Regions from separate parts of the Homo sapiens genome. Here region 1 is linked to region 2. A link is a contact called in ENCODE Hi-C or POLR2A ChIA-PET data. All regions are on one chromosome and are shown on one strand. Each heading gives the region's core, a stretch centred on a gene start or an enhancer-like site at or near the end of the contact. The rest is flanking DNA. Distances are from core to core; before and after follow the strand shown. Region 1 overlaps FARS2 (phenylalanyl-tRNA synthetase 2, mitochondrial). Region 2 overlaps FARS2 (phenylalanyl-tRNA synthetase 2, mitochondrial).

What was found. A loop is a pair of places that touch in the nucleus more often than their neighbours do. ChIA-PET counts read pairs that join two places held with the same protein, here RNA polymerase II (POLR2A). Pooled maps may share reads with other maps.
Region 1: a loop to region 2 is called in a pooled map, with 2.6 times the contacts of the local background. The contact joins two enhancer-like sites. A Hi-C loop is called at or near these places in 11 of 37 single-sample maps with no recorded cell type and 10 of 50 pooled maps. POLR2A ChIA-PET finds 5 or more read pairs at or near these places in 1 of 52 experiments (activated T-cell).

The regions. Positions count from the first base shown.
Region 1 is chr6:5,618,042-5,624,400 of GRCh38, forward strand. All of the region lies in intron 6 of FARS2 (phenylalanyl-tRNA synthetase 2, mitochondrial), which reads left to right. Among named protein-coding and RNA genes, the nearest start is that of FARS2-AS1, 160 kb to the left of the region's middle. Within about 2 kb of position 1,395, at least 5 of the 41 ENCODE cell types and tissues checked have a DNase peak (open chromatin) inside an H3K27ac peak, as active enhancers do.
Region 2 is chr6:5,468,927-5,474,545 of GRCh38, forward strand. The region is part of intron 4 of FARS2 (phenylalanyl-tRNA synthetase 2, mitochondrial); the gene reads left to right. Among named protein-coding and RNA genes, the nearest start is that of FARS2-AS1, 14 kb to the left of the region's middle. Within about 2 kb of position 3,810, at least 2 of the 41 ENCODE cell types and tissues checked have a DNase peak (open chromatin) inside an H3K27ac peak, as active enhancers do.

The DNA.
Region 1 (6,359 bases), core at 145-2,644, 150 kb after region 2:
CTACTCAAGTCTGCAAGTGCAAAAGCAGTCACAGATAAAATATAAACAAAGGAGCCTGGTTGTGTTCCAATGAAGCTTTGACTACAATATCAGACAGTGGAATGTGAATTTGGCCCATGGGCTGTAGGTTGCTAACCCTTGATTTGGGGGAGGGGGATACATGAAGTTTTTTTTGAAGACTCTGACTCCCAAATTCCAAAACCCTCTACTGGGAGATCATCCTTCCTTGAGCACCCTGTGCCCATCCTCCCCATCTCCCCACCAAGTCCCTGACTACTTAGGTGATAGGAAGTGAATGGTCTCCTGACCTTGAACCTTGACCTCAAGATTTATTTTATTCCATAAACATATAAATGAAATATAGCCTGATAGTGCAAAAGAGCGCCGACCCTTTCTTTGCCTAACATCAAAGCATGCTTAAGTGTGAGACGTGATAGGACTGAGTGAAAGACAAAGTCGTTAGACACGTTGCATGTTATTTTCTGAACAAAAACAGATCCCAAGATGTTTCAGGGAGACATAAACTGCCGAAGAAGAGCCTAATTTCATAATATTAGACAAATGGAGAAATTTTTTCTTGATTACAAATAACAGCTTGTGCCCTGAAGGAGGATAGATGTTCAGGTTAGAAGAAAATGGCGTTTTGTTCCAGCCAGTCATTTAGAACCTTCTCCCAGAGGGTCTTTGCCACTTAATCTATGGGCCACTTAACGTGCAGAAGAGTTCTTGTAGTTCTAAACTTAATGTAACAAAAAATAGAATGGTGATTACCTGTAGGGAAGGGGACCAGGTTGCCATGTCCTTTGACATCTTTGGAATATGGTACTATATGATGCATTGACTAAATGGGAGACTTGAGAAGGCAATCATGTATGTCAGTATATGAACTTGATATCCCCTCCATCACATTTGTAATATGAATACATTGATCATCTTCAGTCTCCAAGTTCATGCACCTTAAGGAATTATGGTGTTGTTTTTTGTTTTATTCTGTAACACCAGTTGCTCAGAATATTTCTTAGCAAAATGGGGTATGAGGAAGAGTGAAGAGTATCCCAGGGGAACTTAGCCATTGCCTTTAGCTGCCAACACTTCATTTGGAGATGCCAGCTGATTATTTATGAACTGTGGAGATGGACTGTAAGACAAAGTAGACCTTAATAGGTCAGATTTGGTCTGGCTTTAAGACAGACCTTTTTGAGAGTGGGAATTGGGGAGTAAAATTTTTTTTTTACTACCATCCCTTTCCTTTGATTGCAAGGAGGGGTTTGGTGGTGAAAAATGCCCCAGGTATCTGCAGCAAGGGCAGGTTTGAAAGGGTGGATTCACTGATGCCCCTAACCCGATTCTGCTCATAGACTCACTCCTTGTTCCGGGGACTGCTGGCCTGCCACTTCCTGCTCACAGTCGCAGATGGGGCTTCCTGAGTCTGTGCACTGTCAGTCAGAGCTGAGATGCTAGAGGTGAGCTCCTCCCTCAACCCCAGGTCACTAAAGGGGCCTCTCAGTTCTCTTCATCCCTACTTGAACTTCCTCATGGTTATATTCCCTTTTGTGATCTATCACTTGCCATTTTTTATAATTTGGCTTAAGTGGGTAGACTAGAACACTTGTGACCATGTCTGACAGAATTCTCAAGAGGGTCTTCACCATGAGAGGCACCTTCTCGGTGTGGCTGGCCTGGCTTCCCAGTGTGCATGAGTCATGGACGTTGACCTGGTCAAAGCTCTTCCTCCTGCAGTACTGGAGCAGTGCATTCTCCTTCCTGTCTCCCTCTCTTCATTCTTTTTTCCATATGTTCATTCATTTTCACTTTGTCAAATTACACCCAATAAAAATGCCAATGCATACAAATTTGAAAATAGAAAAGATGAGATTCACCCATCATCTCAACACCCGAACACAACAGCTCTTACACTTTTACATTTTCCCAATCATGACTGTTTTCCATATGTGCGCATCAGACGAGTTTTCGGCCCTTACATAGAGAAGTTGGTATATGCTTTGCATTGTCATCCCTTGGTCTTGGGGAGGGTTTTTTAACCTCTGCACTACTGATATTTTGGGCCTGGTAACTCTTTGTCCTGTGCATTATACGATGTTTAGCAGAATCCCCGGCCTCTACTCACTAGATAGCAGTAACAACCTTCCTACCGTGCACGCGCACAGACACACACATACACGCACACACATGACAACTAAAAATATCTCCAGTGCCCCCTTGGTAGGCAAAATTGCCCCCAGTTTGAGAACCACTGGGATTTTCTTTAATGGAGAATGTCTTATGCTTCTTATAAAAAAAGTTTCATAAAATTGTACTTCATTTTATGTTATGAGCAGTGGGGAGAAGGGATAGAACACATCACAGGAGGAGGTGTTCTAGTGGGGGCTCTTGTCCCAAGGAACAGAGAGACCCACTTGTTCAAATGTAGGACAAGCTGGACAAATTAACCAGGCTTTGGAAAGAGCAGGAACTGAGGCAGTTGAAGGGTCTGAGCTTCACTCTTTCCATGGTGTCACCACTTCCCTATTCCATTTCATTTTCTCACACTTATTCTGTCTCTCCCCACCTTCCCACCATGTCGTTTCTGCTCTTTTTTGTCTTATACAGAGTTCAGAATACCCCACCTGGGCCCCGAGTCCACATGACCTTCACTGTCCAGCAATCAGCACCAACTTCAAGTCCCTTGTGTTATTCTGATGGTCTCAACAAAGGGACCGGATTAGCCCAACTCAACTTTTCCTGCTAGATCAGAGGCAGTTGGTGGATGGGCTCCACTTGAGTCAGATGCTGCCCAGGGTCTAGTTAGCCACGTGGGTCAGGTGGACAGGCCTCCGGCCTTCTCCTATATGTCAGTAGGTTTACTGTTCTTACACATCCTTCTTTATTTTCTCTTTCACCTGAACTACGTAGCTGCTGATTTAGGCACCACCACTTCTAGCCTTCCTTAAACTTCATGCAAAGAGATGTGCCATAAATACATTTGCCAATTGATTCTTGAGTTCTTGTGCTGTGGAAAACATTGGGCTAATTGCTGTGGGGTCATAAGGGTATGGAGGCAAGATTCTGGGGTGTTTGTTTGTTTTTGTGTTTTGAGACAGGGCTTTGTTCTGTTGCCCAGGCTGGAGTGCAACTCCTAGGCTCAAGTGGTCTTCCTACCTTAGTCTCCCAAGTAGCTAGGACTACAGGCATAGGCCACCACACTTGGCTAACTTTTTTTTTTTTTTTAATAGAGATGGAGGTCTTGCTTCGTTGCCCAGGCCGATCTTGAACTCCTGGCCTCAAGGGATCCTCCCTCCTTGGCCTCCTAAAATGTTGGGATTACAGGTGTGAACCACTACACCTGGCCAAGATCCCGGTTTTTATGGAGCTAAATAACATGCGAAAAGTGAAATAGCAATAAAAAATATGATGTAACAAGGCTGGTTAAGCCTAATGAATGGCCTTCCCAGTTTCTTGCATGTAATTAACACTCAGGAAACTTTGATTGACTTGAAATGGAAGGTACCCATCATCCAGGGCTGCAGATTCAGAGGAAAGAGGCCTTCAGTCTGGGAAAGTTTACCAAGGAAACCGAATAGCAAGCTGTGTATGTCTGTCTCCCTTCTAATCCCTTATGAATGGGATGTACACAGTCCCAACTCTAGTTAATGTGTGTGAACTACCTGTCATAGAAACTCAGCTTCCAAAAACTGTTGCCAGGATAGACCCACTCATGGTGGGTACTTTAAGACAAAGGGAATTTATCTCAGGATACACCTGAATCAAAACTGGAAAGCTCTTCAGAACTGAGGGAAGGTCTAAGGGCCAGAGACCCTCAGCCTCTGGGTGCCTCTGGCTCTGTTTCTGTCCTTCCTTCTGCTGGCCAGTCTGTATCCTCTACTTCCCCACCATACACACATTAACATCTCTTCTCTTTCTACATTACCTGCAGTCTTTTCTAGCCAGTCTGCTTCATTATCCAGTGCAAATTCTGGAGGGAAATAGCCTGACTGACTGAGCTAAACACCATCATGCCTTTCAGGCAGATCCCCTTGCATCAGGCTGCCTCCTGGGGTGCTGGGCCACCTGCACATGGACCACCGTTGGGTTAAGAATCCATTGTCAATCTCACTAGGGGCCACTTATAAAACAGCCCAGCCCTACTCGCCAGAGCAGGAAGCCCTCGGCAGAGCAATTTCAACCTGGAGGGCTCATCAGATTTTTTACACCGCCTTCCTCTTTCTCCGACCTGCCACCGGTCAGCTCCATGTGTAGAACTCTGTGTAACTGCAGCTTATTGTTGGCTCATTCTTAGCTTTTATTCTCTATTTGCATTTAAACTTTTCTAGGCTATTCCACATGATGGAAACTCCTTAGAGGCCTGTGGCATAGTAAGTGCTATGGTTTGAATGTTTGTGTTCCTCCAAAATTCATGTCAAACAGGAATCTCTATTGTGTTGGTATTAAGAAACGAGGCCTTTGGGAAATGATTAAGTCATGAGGGCTCTGCCCTCATGAATGGGATTCGTGCCCTTATAGAAGAGGCTTCAGAGAGCTGCCTGCTCCTTCCATCTCTTCCACCTTGGGGAGGACACAGTGTTCGTCCCTTTTGTCCTTTGTCCCTCCGCCATGTGAGGATGAGTAAGAGGAGCCAACTATGAAGTGGAGAGAGACAGCCTTCACCAGACACCAAATCTGCTGGCACCTTGATCTTCGACTTCCCAGCCTCCAGAACCGTGAGAAATGCGTTTCTATTGTGTATTAATTACTCAATCTAAGCTACTTTGTATAGTGGCAGGAACAGATTAAGACAATAGCTCATTTTCGTCTTCCTGCAATGTTTATATCAGTGGAGGGAGACTTACTACATAATGCTTGCTGGATGGTTAACTAGTGCTTCTTCCTTCCTTAGAGGAACTGTTATTCAATGACTGGAAATAGTTTATGAGAAGTAGAGTCCACGTAGTTTAGTGGAAGAGCTCAGAATTTAGAATTGGAAGGCATGGGTGAGTCCTGACTTTCACACCTTAGATGTGTGATGTTGGGACTTTTGGAGCCTTAGTTTCCTCATCTACCACCAGGAGTAATGTCATCCATAAATGGTAGCTAGGAAAACTAGATGACACTATCTATGTGAAATGCTTTGAAAATTTAAGACAGTTTCCAAAAAACGAGTTAGCTATTAGAGTAAAAAGCCAGTGTCATAGTCAATCTAACTTGTACTTTAAAATAAAGAATAACCTCAGTACAACTGGGAGCCTTGGACTTGGCAGCCAAATGCATATAACTGGGAAGTTGGGATAATGAAGGGAAACAGAATGAGACTTTGTATAAAACTGTCATTTGGAAATGATGCATGTTATTCCTGCAATTTAAGGAGGAAATTTTTAATTAAAAAAATACTTGTAGGCCGGGCACGGTGGCTCATGTGTGTAATCCCAGCACTTTTGGAGGCTAGGGCAGGCGGATCACGAGGTCAGGAGTTTGAGACCAGCCTGACCAATGTGGTGAAACCCCGTCTCTACTAAAAATACAAAAATTAGCCAGACGTGGTGGCACGCGCCTGTAATCCCAGCTACTCAGGAGGCTGAGGCAGGAGAATTAATTGAAGCCAGGAGGCGGAGGTCGCAGTGAGCTTAGATCATGCCACTACACTCCAGCCTGGGTGACAGAGCGAGACTGTGTCTCAAAAAAAATAAATAAATAAAATAAAGACTTTGTAAAGTGGCATCGATGCTGGTCAGCAGAGTTATATAGCCAGTCTGGGTGTTCTCTGGGTCCTGTGTTGGGAAAATGCTGTGGACAGTGGCAGATGAGATGACATTTCTGGTTTGCAAATCACATCCTGGTCTTATTCCTCTGGACAGAGCCAAATAAGTGCAGTTATCTGAACTTAAAGATAGCCTAGCGCTGAAAAGCCAATGACAGCTAATCTTGAGAGAGCCATGGGTACAGGGAGCTTGTCAGAAGTTGTGTCTCCTTGAAATTGGCAGCATGCAGTACCAAGGGGATGGCCAGACACTGCCAGGCCTCTTTAAAACTCTCCTGGCTGCTTCCTTTTCTTTTCCATTTTTATTGTAATGCTGGTGATGTGGGTATAAGAACTTTTGTTGTGGTGGTTCAGACAGCCGAAAAAGCAATTCTCACAAACTGTTTTTAGCCTGGATATCTGTTTTCCCCTTCTTCCTTTCTCTTTCCTCCTTCCCCAAGCTTTCTTTTAACAGCTTACGATGGGTGCATCTCATTCCCATCACATAGCAGCCCTGCTTGACACCAGCATTAGATGAATTAAATCACAGTTTGTTCAGTCCCCAAACACCTTGTTCCTCCTTGTTGCCCTGCACATCACCATTTGCCTAAAGATTCTTCGGGATTCC
Region 2 (5,619 bases), core at 2,560-5,059:
ACACAGATGTGTATATGACTTGGCATACCATAACTCCCTTTTCCAGCTGTTATGTGACGGGTAAATTTTGAAAATGTATCTTCCTGCCAATCTCAGTTTACCGGATTCTGGTCATTTCAAGCCTGATGAGATTTGGGTTCTTGAAAAGGGCTCGAGACTGACATGAATCCCTTACACAGATGTCTTCACAGAAACCAGTGTTTAGCCATTGCCACTTCCAGCGACTGTTTCTTGGGACCACTTGGTGGCAGGCCCACAGTCAGCCTCCCAGCTCGCACTTCCTGCTGTTTTCCCTCATGCAGCTATCATCACTCACCACTTGCTTGGTCCACCGAGGTTCCTGTCCTGTGCGTTGCTGCACTGCCTTGACCCCACTCGGTTCTCACTACCTCACAGCAGAACCGGCCTGTCTCCCATTGTGCGGAGCCCCGCCCCACACTTCATATCCCTGCTGTGTGTCCTTCAGCGGGTGACAGTAGCTAATCCCTCCGCTGGATACCTTCTTGATTTTCTCTCTAAACAGCTGCAGAGAGCTGAGAAAACTCCTTCTCCCACTGCAGCATGTCATGATCCAGTACTTAGCTGTTAGTTGCCACCCCAGCAAGTCTCAGACCCTCTGCCAGGCTCTGGAATTTAGTTGTGTAGAATGTTCTGTACACTGCCCTCGGCATCTCTTAAAGGAACTGGGTTTCTGTCAGTCAGGATGACTCGCTTCAAGTGTCAATGGATAATGTCTCATGAAAAAATTAAAGGCGATGGAAAAATATGCGGTCATTGCTTCTAAAAAGATAAGGTTTGGATTTGGAGTAGGAAATATATAAGAATGAACAGAGCTTTTACAACTTTTCTTTTTCCTTTAAGGGAGCTAGATTTCTAATCAGTGTTTTTCAATATAGTTTAATGGCTTACTTTGTGGGTTTAGGATTTTGAGGTTCTGCATCTGAATTCTAGTTTTGTCATTTGTCATTTGTGTGCCCTTACACAAGATACTTACCTCTCTGAGTCTCATTCTTCTCATCTCAAAAATAGGAATAATACTGGTACTGACCTTGAAGAGTTGTAAAAATTAAAAAGTGATGGATGCAGAGCACTTAGAATAGTTTCTGACACAATAAAACTTCAATGAGTAGTAGACTTCATTATTATCTATTTTATTATTAATATTATTGTTCACAACACCATTCCAAAAGGAGTTAATTTTTGATAAAGAAGCAGAATTTCTTTAATACAGTTGGCCCTCCATACCTGCAGGTTCTGCATCCGCAGACTCAACCAAGTGTGGATCAAAAATATTCAGGAAAAAAAATGCAAGTAAAAAACAATACAGTATAGCAACTATTTACATAGCATTTACATGGTATTATGTTTTATAAGTAGACGTAGAGATGATTTAAAGTGTACAAGAGAATGCGCATAGATTATATGCAAATACTATGCCATTTTATATGAGGGACTTGAGCATCTTCAGGTTTTGGTATTTGCAGGGTGTCCTGGAACCAGTCCCCTGCAGATATTGAGGGATGACTATACACTACCCAATTTCAGCTCTACACCAAACTCGTATTTCCAGATGTATACATGTTAAGTATCATCATTACATAATGGAAAAAAGAATAAGAGTAATATTCAGATCATTTTATTTTCTCCTCTGTAATTTTTTATTAGAATAACTAGTAACTATATGTAAGGCTCAAAGTGGATTTGTTCCGTATAGTTTGTGTAGTTCTGTATAGCGCATGGGACTGGGTTTGTTGCTACTAAACTGAAAAACAAAGTTGGAATCTAAGTCCTGTGTTTATTAAAAATTCCAAGAAAAACAAGGCTTTCTTTTTCATCTAACTTTTCTAGAAAATAGACAAATCAATGAGATCCTATAAGTATCATTGTCCTGGAAGAAGGTGAGTGGAAAGTAAAGAGACTCAATTTTTTTATCTTTTTAATATGTGTTCATGATACAAAATTGAGCACTCTGAATTTTCGCAGACCTTTCTCCCTTTGCTGTATTAACCTCAAGTACCTTTGAATAGTCTTGGTACAGGTATATTCTATTTATAACAGCCAGTCTATTATCTGGTTCTCTTCCTCTTCCTGTGTTCCTTTCTTCCTGCTCTTACTGATCAGAAAAGGCTTTCTAAGCTAGAGTGTGAGAGTTACATGTTAACAATAAGTGAACCCCACTGAGGGGTTTCAGCCACTGAGAGACTGACCCAGAAGCAGCAGTAGAGGGCGCTCGGCCCCTCATTTCATAATAGTGGAGCCTGCACCAAACGTCTTTCATTTGAGGAGCTAAAAATGAATTGCACGTATTAATTAAGTCTTGCCGAGGCCTTGTTAGTGATCCGGTGCTAAGCGCCTAAAATAAGTAGATCTTATTTTAATCTTGGGGAAACTGGGTATAAGAGGGAATTTCCTGAGACTCCATAGCAAGAGTCAGAATTTCAGCAAAAACCCAGGAATCCTTCTCTTACCTTTTCTTGCTCTGGCTAATATCCCAACTAGCCCTTCATTTACGAAGAACCAAAGGGAAACTCCAGGACTTTTAATTTCCTCTTGAATAATTCCTTTAATGAAGGACATATGAGATTTTTGCTTGAAGTAAATGTTACCAGCAACACTGTACCACCTATTTTAAAATTAATCCCTTTTGTTAGATAGCTATTCTAGTGGCTCTTTGCTTTTAACCAACAAAGGCCCTTAAGAAAAGGAAAATGAAAAATAAATAGCAGTCCTGGAATCCTATTGCCTAGTGTAGGCAGATCATATTCTGTATGATCTTGTTGGCTCATATTATGTGGTGATTAGAGCTGGGCTTCAATCAGCTGGATGATTCCCCAAGGCAGGGTCTTGTCCCACCAGTGCACATGGTGCGCCCCGTCTGACACCAGGGCGACTTGAGAATTGAGCCCAGGGAAGCTGCAGTGTGGTGCAGCAGATGCGTACTGGTGGTTGCCATGGAGATCGCTAATACTGCTGAAACCCAAAGAAAGGGCATTTGCCACAGCTCAGGAGCCTGCCTGAAAATGAATGAGAAACAAGTGGAATTCAGAATAGTCCCCCAGCTCCTTATCCCACATGGAGTTTTAATTTCCTTTTCTCCTCCTCTTCCTCTTCCTTTTTCAAAGAATAGATTGAAAACAAGGCTGTGTTATAAAGCATGCTCAGCCCCCTCCGACCTCATTGCTGCCTGACATATCCCTGGAATAGATGTATATTAATGACGACGCATGACTAATAGGATTGGGGCTGGGGGCTGGTGTAGTGGTGCTTCTGGAGCCTGTGGGCCGCATGTCACTGGGGTTTAGCAGGCACGCTGGGATTTGTCTGCAGCATATGCGCTGCTGTTAATGATTGAAAAATTACCACAACAATTAGTCATGGATCGCTGAAGGCAGGGCCCCCAAATGTGATGGACAATGTGATTAAATCCATGTATGTGACAATTAACTCTCCTGCAGGTTTATCCACCAAGGAGGGTGCCCTAGGGGTGAGAGCAAAGGGGAATGAGAAGGAGGAAAAATGGGAAAACAAAAAGGAGCAGGAGAGAATAATGCTGCAGAATGGATCAGATACAGCTGGCACTATTGGTTTTAATCTGATCCTGAATTAATCACGGTTTGATTAATCCTGGTTTTATTGCACCTTTCTGTTGCCCATTTATTTATATCTTCCTTAATTTTATAGAAGCATGACTGATTAAATTCTGCCCATTCTGTGTTTTTTAAATTTTAAAATCAGGTCTCTCCATTTAATGTGATGTCCTAGGTGGTCCAAGGTGCAATTATCTCGTAAGAGCTTAGCAGGCACCAGACATAGCATGTCATGAATCCCCTTATGTATCACAGCTGAGTAACCCAGAATAAATATTTGTTTGCTCAATATTCTGCCTAAGTAAAAAGAAGCCTTGTGATGTCAGTCTGCTTGTTTATTTGGGTGGAAGAAATAAGAATACACACCCCCGCAACTTTGTTAAATACAGAGAGCACACATTCAGTATATGTCACACACAAAATTTTGTGCATAAAGAAAAAGTGTGTTAATATTTGGATGAAGTATCTGCAAATATATATTCATGGCCTAAAAGGGTAATGTTTGCAGTCCATAGATATGTTCATACGTGGAATTATTTTTAACCAGTTTGTATTGTTCTTGTTTTGTTCTCGTTTAGATGTTACTTTTGGTGTTATCTATATTTGCATACCAAACACTACATTTAAATAATGCCAAGGAGGTTGTGACACGAATCAGCACAAGCAAAACCTCATGCTTTGTAACTCACGCATGTTGGATACACTGTGTGCATTAAGAATACCCTGCTCCTGGCCAGGCGCGGTGGCTCATGCCTGTAATCCCAGCACTTTGGGAGGCCGAGGTGGGTGGATCACGAGGTCAGGAGATTGAGACCATCCTGGCTAACACAGCGAAACCCCGTCTCTACTAAAAATACAAAAAAATTAGCCGGGAATGGTGGCGTGTGCCTGTAGTCCCCGCTACTTGGGAGGCTGAGGCAGGAGAATGGTGTGAACCCGGGAGATGGAGCTTGCAGTGAGCTGAGATTGTGCCACTGCACTCCAGCCTGGGCGACAGAGCGAGACTCTGTCTCAAAAAACAAAAAAAAAAACAAAAAAAAAAAACAAAAGAATACCCTGCTCCTGATTCAGGAGAGGGCATCTAAAGCTTTAGAAAACATTGAATTATATTTACATACATTGTTTTTCTTCTTACAGCATTCCTGAGGGTTATTCCATTGTTCTTGTTTAGGGTGAATTTGGTAGAAGACTCAGTTTTTTATTTGCAGGCTAAATTGGATTATCTTTGTTACTTGCATTTTTACCTGATCTACCCAGGCATATAAGGATAGATTTGTTTGTGATGTAGGCAGCGGTGTCTTTCAATATAGTAGAAAAAGAAAATAATCAGCATAAGCAAAGATCTCAGTGCACAGGCCACACAGAATGGACGCCGCCCTGCTGGATACCTTTACACCCTTGCATCCCTAGCTGCTGATATCACTGTGTTTTTAGAACACCACTCCAGAAACCCAGTCTATCCATGAATGATTTAGGAACCTCAGGATCCCTCCTGTTACCAAATTTGTGCTCTCCATGTAGCCTCCCAATAACCAGCCCTTCAGTTCTGTGAAGGCAGGAAAACACATCATTCATGAATGTCCTTCATACCCATCAAACTAAAGGACTGCATACTTCTCGAGCCATCATCACATTTCCGTTATCTCCAATGGCACATGCCGCTGTCTACATGTATTAATTTCTGCTGGGGCTTCAGTAACCAGGGCCAGCCAGCACGGTTTGTTCATTTGTTTGTTCATTAATGCATTATTTCATTTATTTATTATTGACATATGTTGGGCAGTGTACCGGGTACTTGAAGTGGAGATGAAGGTGGGACACAGGGAGACTCACAGTCCCAAATTTTATGCTGAAGGTGTGTTGTAGAGATAAGATATACAGTCATGCATCACTTAACAACAGGGATGCATTCTGAGAAACATGTTGTTAGGCAATTTTGTCGTTGTGTGAACATCATAGAGTGTATTTACACAAACCTAGATTGTGTAGCCTACTACACACCTAGGCTGTATGGTATGGTCTGTTGCTCCTA